2 separate regions of the Homo sapiens genome follow, and region 2 is linked to region 1. The links are chromatin contacts, found by Hi-C in ENCODE. All regions are on one chromosome and are shown on one strand. The core of a region is the stretch at or near the end of the contact, and the rest is flanking DNA. Distances in the headings are between cores, read along the strand shown.

Region 1 (5,614 bases), core at 873-3,372:
AGACAGGCGGGTCACGAGGTCAGGAGATGGAGACCATCCTGGCTAACACGGTGAAACCCCGTCTCTACTAAAAACACAAAAAAATTAGCCGGGCGTGGTGGTGGGTGCCTGTAGTCCCAGCTACTTGGGAGGCTGAGGCAGGAAAATGGCATGAACCTGGGAGGCGGAGCTTGCAGTAAGCCGAGATCGCGCCACTGCACTCCAGCCTGGGTGACAGAGCGAGACTCTGTCTCAAAAAAAAAAAAAAAAAAAAGGTAGATTTTATGTTACGCATATTTTGCTACAATTTTTTAAGTGATTGGTGGGCCCTCTGGATCCACCCCATCAGAAGAACATCTCCCCAACCCAGGGCAGCTGGATTCCCACCCTCACAGCTTCTGGTTCTCCAAAGGCAACCCCTGAGCTGAATCTCAAGGAAGTAGGAGTCAGTTCCCCCAGCAGCCCCCTGTGAATACATCTCTGAGATAACTCAGAGACCAAGGAACATCATTAGCACCCACAGTACCATCACTGTCTCTGGAATTCAAGTCCCCCATGGGCCAGCCTAAAACCACCACCTAGCCCCACCTCCCTTGACCCCTCCTCTGCCTCTAGTTCAAGATCTCTGCTTCCCCGCCACTTAAACTTTTGAAAATGTCATCTGTACTCACTCCTGTTCCTCACTGTTGGGCACATAGTCCTCGATGCCCAACAGTTTGGTTCCTGTCACCTTCTACCCTCCAAAACCAATTGCCCCTGCCATGTCACCCGTGGCCTCCTGAGTACCAAGACAAATAGACACTTTCTGTTCCTTCTCTCACAGCCACTCCCTGCCGCGTTCGACACTGATGAGCACTTGCTTCTCCCAAACTCCTCCTACTGGGCCTACATAACTCTCCACTTTCTGGTTCTTCTCCTATCTTTCTAATCACTCCTCCCTCTCACTCATGGACTCTTTTCTGAGGTTCCAGCCCAGAACTACTGCTTTTGTTACTTCTACGCAGCGTCCCTGTTCATCTCACCCCTCTAATGATGGTTCAAAAAAAAAAACAAACAAAATGTTACTCTCAAGCCCCAGCCTCTCTCATGAGCATAGATTCATAGACTCCACTGTCTTCTGGCCAACGGTGAAATAGCCTCCTAACTGCTCTATCTCGGTGGCACCTCCTCACACCCACTCACAATGCCCCAGAGGGGTTTCCTGAGAAGGCAAGCAGGCCCAGGTTCCTCCCAATATCAAAGCTCCCTCCGCCCCGGGATAAAATCTAAGCTCCTAACCATGGTCTCTGAGTCTCTCTGTGGTCTGCAGTCAAAATGGTATCTAAAAGGCCCCAGTTAACTTAAACTCCCCTCCTCCCATTTCTGCTTCTGAGCCTGTGCTCCCACCCTCCTCCCTGCCTGGAATGCTGATCCCCAACCCCCCACACTGACAGTCACTCCTACTCCTCCTTTGAGATTCAGCTCAGGGGTGGCCTACCTGGCAGAACCCGCCAGGCCCTGGCCTGAACTGCACCACCCAACCCACACTTCCCTACTCCCCTGTTAACATTGCTTCCAGAATTTGCCTCTGTTGTGACTCAGGAGTGTCCCCGAGCCGTGAGCTTCCTGAAATGCTCTGGTGGCCCCGGAGCCTAGCATGGAACCTGATGCACAGAAGGCCTCTAATACATGAGTCAATTGTTGAATAGCTGAAGGAAACGATGGGTGTCCAAGACAGCCTCCAACCCCCAGCCCTGCCGACCCAGAGCTTGGCACACAGTAGGTTCTCAGGAAAGGTTGGCAGTATTCTATTTTCTGAATGAATGTGATTTCAGGCAAGGTCAGGGGCTGGGTTATGTGGGTGGTAGAAGGGAGGGTCTGGATGCGGGAAACGTGGCCAAAAGGGAAGCTTGGGGGCAGTGCAGTAGGGGAAGGGGGCAATGGGGGTGTCTGGAGAGGTGGGAAAGGAACGAAGTCCCCAGAACGCTGTCCCTCCGCGCCCCAGGTCAGCCGGCGTGGGGTCCGGTCAGTCCGCCTCCAGCCCCGCCAGCGAGACCCTTCCCCCTCGCCCGGGTGGCGAGACCCCCCTGGCTCGCACGCTTGGCCCTCGGGGTTGGGAGGCGTGTGTGTCGCTTTAAAAGCTCCCTCCCGGCGCGGCGGGCCGGCCCCTTCCCTGACAGCGCCGAGGCAAGCGGAGCCAAGCGAGCCGGGCGGCCTTTAAGGGAGCCAGCGCCCGCCCGGGCGGCCAGTCCGGCGGGGGGCGGCGGGGCGGGCCGGGGGCGGCCGGGGCGCGGGCGGCGCGGCGCCGCGGCGCTTGGGGAGCGGGCCCAGGCCCCGGGAGCCCGGCGGGGCAGGGCAGGGCGAGGCGGTGAAGGGAGGCCCAGCCCCGACCCGGCGCCTGTTTGCCCCACCGGCGGCGACCCGGCGCCCGGGGGCTGCTGAGGCGGGGAGCCGAGAGCGAACGGACGGGAGGTAGCGGAGCCGAGCGGAGGCTGCGAGCCTAGTGCGCCCCGGCCCGGCCCGGCCCGCCGCTCGCCCCCTCCCCTCCCTTCCCCTCGCCGCGCCTCCTCCCCTCGCCTCTTCTCGCCTCCTCTCCTCTCCTCCGCCCGGCGCTGCTCCCGCCTGCGCCCGGGCCGCCGAACCCAGCCCGGCCGGGGCCCCCGGCTTCGCGCGCTCTCGGCTGGGCCCGGCGGGGACCGGGTCCCCGCGGCTGACATCGCCCCTCCTCGGGGACCCGGTGGATTCCGGACCTTTCGGAACGTGAACTGAGCCGTGGGAGCGGTCTCGCCCAGGGCCGACCGCGGGGCTGGGCTGAGCAGACCCTCGCGGCCGCTCCGGACGCCGCGGGTGCCGGGGCACGGACGTTCTGGGTCCGGGCTGAGCGCGTCCCGGGCGCCCGGCGGTGCCAGCTCACTCCGGGCGGGGTAGGGCAGGGCAGACCCCAGCGGAACACGGACCCGGCCGATCTGGACTGGACAGAGCGAATCCCGGACGGTGCAGAGCCCGGGGAATGCCGGGCGTGGGCTGAGGGGATCCCGGCGCCCTCCCAGCCCTCCGACTTTGGCTCACGCGCTGGGACCTGCCCGGCGTCTCCTCGGCCTCCCCGCGCCCCGGTCACCTGTGGCCTCGGAGCCCCAAATCTGCCGGACCCTCGCTCATTCCCGACCCCGAGCCTGGAGAGGCTTGAGAAAGATTTTTCCTGCCCCCTTCCCTGGAGCGCGGAGGCCCCGCCCCCTCCCACCGCCCAGATGTCTCCGGTCACGGCTCGGAGGACCTCCCTGAGGCCCGGGGCCGAAGGGTCCAGAGAGAGAAGCCCGCCCTAGGGAGCCTTGGGGGCCCCCCAACTCCGTCTTGGGGCTTGGCCCCCGACGCTGCTTGGAGGGAAGGCCGGTGCCCCCACCCTCGGTGAGTCCAGGAGTGGGGGTTCTGAGGGAAGGCGGGGCTGGGGGAGGGAGGGTCCGCTGGGAACGAGGGCACCCTGGGGGCGCTAGGAGGGAGGATGGGTGACTGGAGAGGCCCTCTGGTGAACCAGCCTGGGCAGGCCTGGCTGGGGGGAAGGTGGGGGGGGAGGGCGGGAGCTACGGCCAGGGTGCCCCGTAGCAGGCTGAGGACTTCTGCTTCTAAAGCAGGGGCTCCCTCCCTTTCCCTCTAGAGGAGGGGCTGTGCTGTAAACCGTCTGCCTCCACCACCCCTCCCCACAAAGAAAAAAAAATCCCCAGCGAGGAAGGGTGCAGGCTGGCGAGAGGAGGGAGGCAGCGGCATTGCCGGCTGGTGCTGCAGCCTGGGAGGGCTGACGCCAGGCTCGCTCTCTCCGCAGGGGGCTGCCCTCTTCCAATCCAGCTCCCTCCCCAGAGCTGCCCATATCCGGAGCCCCTTCCACATCTGGAAGACCCTGGCCACCATCCCTCTGCAGGTGTCAGTTGCATCCAGAGACCTCTGCCTTTGCAACTGCCTAGGAGTTGTGAGGGGATCCCTGCTGCCTTCCCCCATCCCAAGGGCATCTCTTACCCTTAGTCCCTGCAGAGTCATCCCCCTGCCTCTGTGTTCAAGCTCAGGCAGAGATCAGCTCTGCACACCCACAGGCACTTCAAGACCTGGAGGCCACTCCTGGGACCCAAGGTCCCTCCCCCTCCTCTCCTGTGTCCTCACCTTGACCCCCTCTGCTAGACTCTGTCTCCCTCTGGGTGTCCCACTCTCCACCCAGAGGCAGAGGAGGCTGGGTGGCAGGGGGCAGGGGCTGGTTGAGGGCCGCCCAGGGCCAGGGTGGGCTGGGGGGCCGTTAAAATGTGGAGCTCTGCCCAGCCGAGGGGGGCTCCGTGGAGGCAGACGCAGTGTGTGCCCAGCTGGGGGGAGTATGGGCAGGCCTGCGGCCACGTGGTAAACGATGAACATTCGGGGCGCCCCGGACCTCGGGCAGCCCAGTGACGACCCCAGCAGTGGTGGTGAGCGGGAGCGGATTCGACAGCGCATGAAGATGGTCATCGGGCAGCTTGAGGGCATCCTTCGCGAGCTCAAGGAGGTGGCCAAGGAGCTGAGGGAGGTAAGTGAGGGGTGAGGAGGGACCAGACAGACCCTAAGCCAACCTTCTTGGGTTTGGCACAAAAACGTACTCATAAATACGTTGGAGTGTGCAAAGCTGCGTGCACATGTGTCACTCTACTGGGGACCTTCTTTCTCCTTGCTCTCCTTTCCGCAAATCTGCTTTGCTAAAAATCTCATCAGACCCCAAGGCTGGAGGGGCCTCGGTGTTGTAGAGGTTACTTGAGCAGCATGTCAGTGGGCCTGGAGCTCTGGGTTAGCACAAAGGGCTGCCAAGATGGCCAGTAAGGACTGAATCCCGCCACAGCTTCTTAGTGGAAGACAACCTTCTGGGACCCAAGCTGACCCTTGAACCCACCATCTGTCTCCCAGACTCTGATCTGGTCACAAGGGACCCTGGGAGAGTGCAGATAGTTGTGCTGAGGTGGTTTCCACTGCTTGAGGCCCAGCTCAAAGCATATCCCTAGAAATCACACAGATACTGAGAACCCTTGATCTTGGAAAAATTTAAGCCAGCTATGTCCTCTTTGTCCGGGGGTAAGAATGGGTCTGGGGGTGCTGTAGTGGATAACAGAGTTCCTTGCATATTTTGGCAGGGGCAGGAGTCTTCCCTAAGGGGATGCGAGTCTCCATCCCACTGTTCTAAATATTTTTGCCAAGGCTGAAAAGCCACTGAGAAATGCTGGGATGTGTGTGTCCCTCTCTGTCTTTCTAAGTGGAGCCTGGTTTAATTACTGCTTCTCACATCGCTAGGGTAATGAGGTACACATGTCTTCAGCCCTGCCCCCTGTGCTGCGTTCGAGTCCAAAATGCATGACCAGCGTTCTGAGCTGCTAGCCTGAATTTGCCCACTGGGTGCCATTATACCAGCCAGGTGGGCTTTAGGCAAATTTCAACTCCTTGTAATCAGGGCCCCTGCAGAGATGGCAGGGAGAGTGATTGAATTGGAGTTATGGGCTCAAGCTCTCCCTGGCCAGCTGTGCAGGGAGGATAGGGGCTCTAGGAAGGCTGAAGAGGTGGGGTGATGGTAGGTACCAACTCCAGGCTGGCAAAGTGGCATTGCAGCCTGGCCTGAGAGCCAAGGAGGAGGGGTTGTTTGAAGGGCACTGTGTTCAGA
Region 2 (5,614 bases), core at 1,093-3,592, 150 kb before region 1:
CAGGGGAGCAGACCCCATGCTAAGCATGGAGCGGATGGGAAAATGAGAAAGACCTACTGCACAGTCGAGGGGAGAGGCAGGCATGCAATGACAGATGCATGCAGTGGGCTGTGGGGTGGGCACCAGTGGTGCCACCATCGAGCATGGTGGAGGCTGGAGAAGAGGGAGCTGTTCTGTCTGCTCTGGGGAAGGCTTCTTGCAGCAGCCAAGTCTTGAAATGTGACATAGGCTGAGAGGCAGAGAAAAGAGGGGACAGGTATTTCTGGATTTCAAAGGCTTCCAGCTTGCTTAAGCCTTCCTTATAGCTGGGTATCACACACCCTCAGGCCGATAGGGCTCACTGACTCCAGAGACAGGCCTTCCATAGCCAGACCCCTCCTACCGTCCTGTGATGGAGTGAGACTGCCCTTGCTGGGGAGGTGTCAACAAGAGGATGCTTGGAAGGCAATGAGGAGGGCCACGGCAGGCAGGCAGCTGCTTTCTTTGGTTAGGTTCTTCGGTGTGGTAGGCTAAATAATAGTCCCCCAAAATATCCCCATCCTAATTTCCAGAACCTGTGAATGGCAAAAGTGACTTTGCAGATGTAATTAAGTTAGGGATCTTGGCCAGGCGCGGTGGCTCGTGTCTGTAATTTCCAGAACTTTGGGAGGCCAAGGCAGGAGGATTGCATGAAGCCAGGAGTTCGAGACCAGCCTGGGCAACAAAGTGAGTCCCCATCTCTACAAAAAAATAAAAACAATTAGCTGGGTGAGGTGGTGTATGCCTGTGGTCCCAGCTACTCAGGAGGCTGAGGTGGGAGAATTGCTTGAGCTTGGGAGGTCAAGGCTGCAGTGAGCCATGGTGGTGCCTCTATACTCCAGACTGGGTGACAGAGTGAGACCCACCTCAAAAAAACAAACAAAAAAAAAGGGATCTTGAGATGGGAAGATTATCCTGGATTATTTGGGTGAAGGTCAGGGGAGGAAGTAGGAGATGTGACAATGGAAGCAAGGTTGGAGTAACATGAGAAAGCGGCCACTAGCCCAGGAATGCAGGCAGCACCCAGAGGCTAGAAAAGGTGAGGAAACAGATCCTCCCCTAGAGTCTCCAGAAGGAACCAGCCCTGATGACACCATGACTCAAACCCAGTGAAACTGATTCCAGACTCCTGGCCTCCAGAACTGTAAGAGAATGAATGTGCATTACGTTAAGCCACCAAGTTTGTGGTAATTCGTTACAGCAGCCATGGAAACAATACACCTGGGAAGCAGACTCTGATGAAGATGTGCACATGGGCATTTGCATGAGGAGTGCTCTTGGGGGCATGCCCCTCACCTGTGGGGAGAGAAGAGCAGAGGTGGGCAGTTGCAGGTGATTCCCTGGGAAGCTCCAGGGCTGTGGTGGCCTGCAGAGTTACCCCAGATTGAGGCAAGAGAGCCTGGCCCAGGGACTTACACAATCATTGGATGAGGCTTCCCTGTGCAGGGGATGTGGCTTTAAATGGGGCAGCTCCTTTTGGCCAAGAGCAGTTCATGGAGAGGGACTCAACTTTGAGCCCTCGGCCATGCTCACCTTGGTCCCGAAGCAGGCCTCGGAGGCACAGCTACGCATCCCCAGAGCTGTGGAAGGTGCATCTCTCTGAATCTTCTTTCTTTGCTCTGTGGGCCTGGTAGTTCGACAACTTTCTAACATCCTGGACTTCCTGATCTATTGAGGAATTCTGCAATGCATCCACATCTCTCCCTGGGCAAGAAATTGGGCTTTGAGTCCCAGTTTCTATAATTGTCATTAAGTGTTTTACATACACTGCTGTCTTTAATCCTAGGAATAACCGTAGCTATTAGCCGCATTTTACAGATGAGCAGACTGATACTTGAAGAACTTCAATGAATGCTCAGAGTCAGAGCTGGGACTCTTCCTAGGTCTGCCTGATGCCTCTTCGCTACCCTGTGACTTTGCCTCTCATTGTCCACCCTTACTTATTAGCTGCATCATCTTGAATAGACCACTGAACTTCTTTTGGCCTCAGTTTTTTTAAAAACAAGACTCTAGTCTCTGTCCTGCCTCTCTCCTAGGACTGTTCTCACTTGGCTCCAGGAGAGAGATGTATGCAGGCTTTGTGCCTGGGCCTGAGACTCTGCTGCTATGACTCCCTGGATCCAGCGAGTTTGCTCTTGCTGTACCTCCCTTTGCCCAGTCCCCCAGTAGCTCTGGGCCCCTGGTCCAGGGGAGAAGGAGAAAGCAGGACAGGTAGGGGGTCTCATATGAAGGTCTCTTCTCTGGTGCCTTGTGGTTTTCAAGTATGACTCACCCCTTTCATACCATTTCCCCCAGCACTGGGAATTATGCAGGACTGCCGTGCATGGTTACATGGTTCGTGTGCCAGGCCTCAGCCAAGGGTGTGGTGGGGATTGAAACCCAGCCCGCGCCGGGCACTTTTTGCTTAGCACGAAGGCACCATCTGCCAAGAGGCTGTGTCTGCGCAGAGGGGCCTGTCTTGTTTCATTCTCACAAAAGTCTTGCCTGGGTTCTCAGTGGCCCGGAATTATATGTTGGCTTTGCAGGAGCCCAGGGCTGGCAGCTCAGCCCTCAGACCCTGGCATTCAGGGCAGAGAACGGGTGGTGATGGATGTATAGGAGGGAGAAGCAAACCCACACCCAACTCACAGTCACATCGCCAGAAACCACTGATTCTGCAAGTCCCTCTGTGGGAGCTGTCCAGTTTCTCCTGGAGACAGGCAGAGGGGGCGGGGCCCCAGGACTCCTGGGCTGCCCACCTCAAAGCCCTTGGCCCAGTCCCCTGTGCAGACTTCTGGCACAGAGGCCCGCATCCCAGGCTGAGCTCCCTGGGGCCAACCACAGAAGGTCCAAGTGCTCTGCGTTCCTGCCTATGTTTTTAATTACCCCACTTACTTTCCCATTCATCTTTCCCTTCCCAGTCCTTTCTGTACAGCCCCCAGACTAATGTGCCTCAAATCCTGATCTCACTGAATTCCTTCCCTGGCTCAGAGACTTCTATGGCTCCATTCTGTCCAGGCTCGGCATTTAGCGTTCATACACACACCCCTCTCCAAGGGCGACGGCTGTTCCTCTTTTCTCTCCTCTGATTCCGCCTGGGCTCCCTGTCATCTCCTGTCCCGCCACCTCCCACCTCCAGACCCTTGGCCAGACTGTTGCCTTCCTGGATCTCCTTCCTTACTCTCTCCTTTCCACTATCTAAATGTTAACTTTCCTTTCAGGTTCCCCTCACACAGAGCGGAAGCACAGCCCTGGCATCAAGTGGGAGCATGGCCCAGGGCAAGGAGCTCTGGGAGTGCAGCCTGGGGCCTTGAATGACCCGGAGGACTGGATTTGAGGAGGGCGCCTCCTGAACCTTCTTCTGTCCTCTAGAGGGACTGCACCAGATGGCAGCTTCCTGTGAGCGGGAGCCCTCAGGTCAGGAATTGAGGGTGCATCCAGCTGTGAGCCAGGGGCCATGGAGCAAGGCTCACCCGCTTCCCAGGAGGTTCTCAAGGGCTGGGCTCTCAGGTAGAGAAACTGAAGCTCATCAGACCTCTCGGCCACGGCTACTTCAGGCTCCTAGGAGACTCACCTGCCTGTAAAGATGGTACCAGGAGCTAACAATTGCTAGTGAAGTCTAATATGGGAGCTGCTAGCCACACGCGCTTCTGAGCATTTGAAATGCTGCTGTTCCCAATTACAATGTGTTAAAGGTGTAAAATATATGCCAGATTTTGAAGACATTGTGCCAAAAAAGGTAAAATTTTTATTAATTATTTTATATTGGGTCCATATTGAAACTATATATATGTGTGTATATATATGAGTGTGTGTGTATATATATATATATATATATATTTTTTTTTTTTTTTTTTGAGATGGAGTCTCACTCTGTCACCCAGGCTGGAGGGCAGTGGTGCAATCTTGGCTCACTGCAACCTCCACCTCCCGGGTTCAAGTGATTCTCCTGCCTCAGCCTCCCAACTGGCTGGAATTACAGGCACATGCCACCACGCCTGGCTAATTTTTGTGTTTTTAGTACAGACAGGGTTTCATCATGTTGGCCAGGCTGGTCTTGAACACCTGACCTCAAGTGATCCGCCCACCTCAGCCTCCCAAAGTGCTGGGATTACAGACATGAGCCACCGTGCCCAGCCCACATTGAAACAATATATTATGAATATATTATGAATATATTGGGCTAAACACATTTTTTTCACCTGTTTTCTTTTTCTTCTTAAATGTGGCTATTAAAATTTTAAAATACATTGTGGTTCACTCACATTCTGTTTCTACTGAACACTGCTGGTCTTGGGCGTAGAAAACCACAGGAGAGGTCCGTGGATGGTTTTTCACAGTGAAACAGGTAATGTTTAGGAATCAGGTTGAGGAAACGGAGGAGGCCTCTGATTCCAGCCCCACACAGCCCTGACCGTGGCAGGGGATGAGTGCTGGCCTAATGACCTGCCCTGTGGCCAGAGGGCATGGCTTGCACAGCTGCACCCTGTGCCACACGGGCCTGGTGAGGCAGAGCAGTTCCCTGCTGGTGAAGCAGCAGCTCCCTGGGTGAGCCTGCGCATGGTGAGGGGTTGGAGACCGAGAACCCAGGGAGGAGGCTGAAGGACAGATCCTCTCCAGACTGCCCTCATTACCATTCGGGGAGATGACTCAGCTGAGGTCCCTGCTCTCCTCAGGCCATGATGCGGGCCATGATGATGACCACTCACAGTGAATCACACGGAACTACACTGAGAATGTGTGTGTGTGCTGGGGGGCAGGAAGGATTCCCAGCCAGGAAAGGAGGAGTAGAGGCGGCGCGTGGGTCCCACTGCACCTGCTCACAGGGTCCTAGGGCTGCTGGGAAATGCTTCCGGGGAAACCCGAGGCTCCCCTGGTCCCAGGCTCCTTCCCCATCAAATTTGCAGCTAGAGTACAAGGCGTAGGGCCTCTGAGAGCCATGAACAACAGAGTTCTCCCTGTCCCCCTTTCAGACCCAAAGCAGCTCTGGGCCAGCCAGTTAGGCTTCCTCCCTCTCGGCAACACCTCTGCCCCAGAGCACAGGGATTGCCCAGGACTCTTGCAACCTGGGCAGGGTGCCTGGTCCCTGGGGCAGCCAGGCCTCCCCATGGAGTCCTGGGCTTGTGGAGGAGGAGGAGCGCCCTCTGTAGGCTGGCACACGCAAGTGCAGGCTCCACAGGAAAGAGGAGGTGGCTCACCCTGGAGGCTGCACCTTGTGGCTGTGGGAAGCCACAGATCCTGCAGAGGTCCTCTCTCCTGTGGCTACAGCTTCTTGGGTTACAGAGTAACTGTTAATTCTGAACCTGACTACTTCTGTGGCTTTCCAACAGCTACCATTTCTTTGAGTCGAAGTTTGCTGGGCTAAATGCATCATAGACATAGCCATATTACAACCTGTAAGGCAGGTATTGTTATTTCTAATTTCTAGGTGAGAAAACAGAGGCTCAAAGAGGTTAAGTATATTGTCCACGGTCACACAACTATTACCTGGGGCCCGATTCCAGAGTCCAAGGACTAACCAATTCACACTGCAGCCCACTTAGGGTCTGGCCTTCTAGGAGGGAAAGAGAGGTGTGAGGACATTCAGGGAAACAGCTCTGGTGACCTTCAGTGCGGC

The links. A loop is a pair of places that touch in the nucleus more often than their neighbours do. Pooled maps may share reads with other maps.
Region 2: a loop to region 1 is called in a map of sigmoid colon, with 2.7 times the contacts of the local background. The contact joins the enhancer-like site here to the promoter of INSYN1 in region 1. A Hi-C loop is called at or near these places in 2 of 168 maps with a recorded cell type or tissue (esophagus muscularis mucosa and sigmoid colon) and 8 of 50 pooled maps.

Annotation. Positions count from the first base shown.
Region 1 is chr15:73,749,859-73,755,472 of GRCh38, reverse strand. INSYN1 (inhibitory synaptic factor 1) reads left to right here and starts at 2,122. Exons shown (of 3, transcript NM_001039614.3): 1 at 2,122-3,363; 2 at 3,776-4,498. The coding sequence starts at 4,343. RefSeq lists an enhancer at 3,232-4,005.
Region 2 is chr15:73,897,104-73,902,717 of GRCh38, reverse strand. It overlaps a transcript of TBC1D21 not described here. Among named protein-coding and RNA genes, the nearest start is that of TBC1D21, 26 kb to the right of the region's middle. RefSeq lists an enhancer at 1-406. Within about 2 kb of position 2,342, at least 2 of the 41 ENCODE cell types and tissues checked have a DNase peak (open chromatin) inside an H3K27ac peak, as active enhancers do.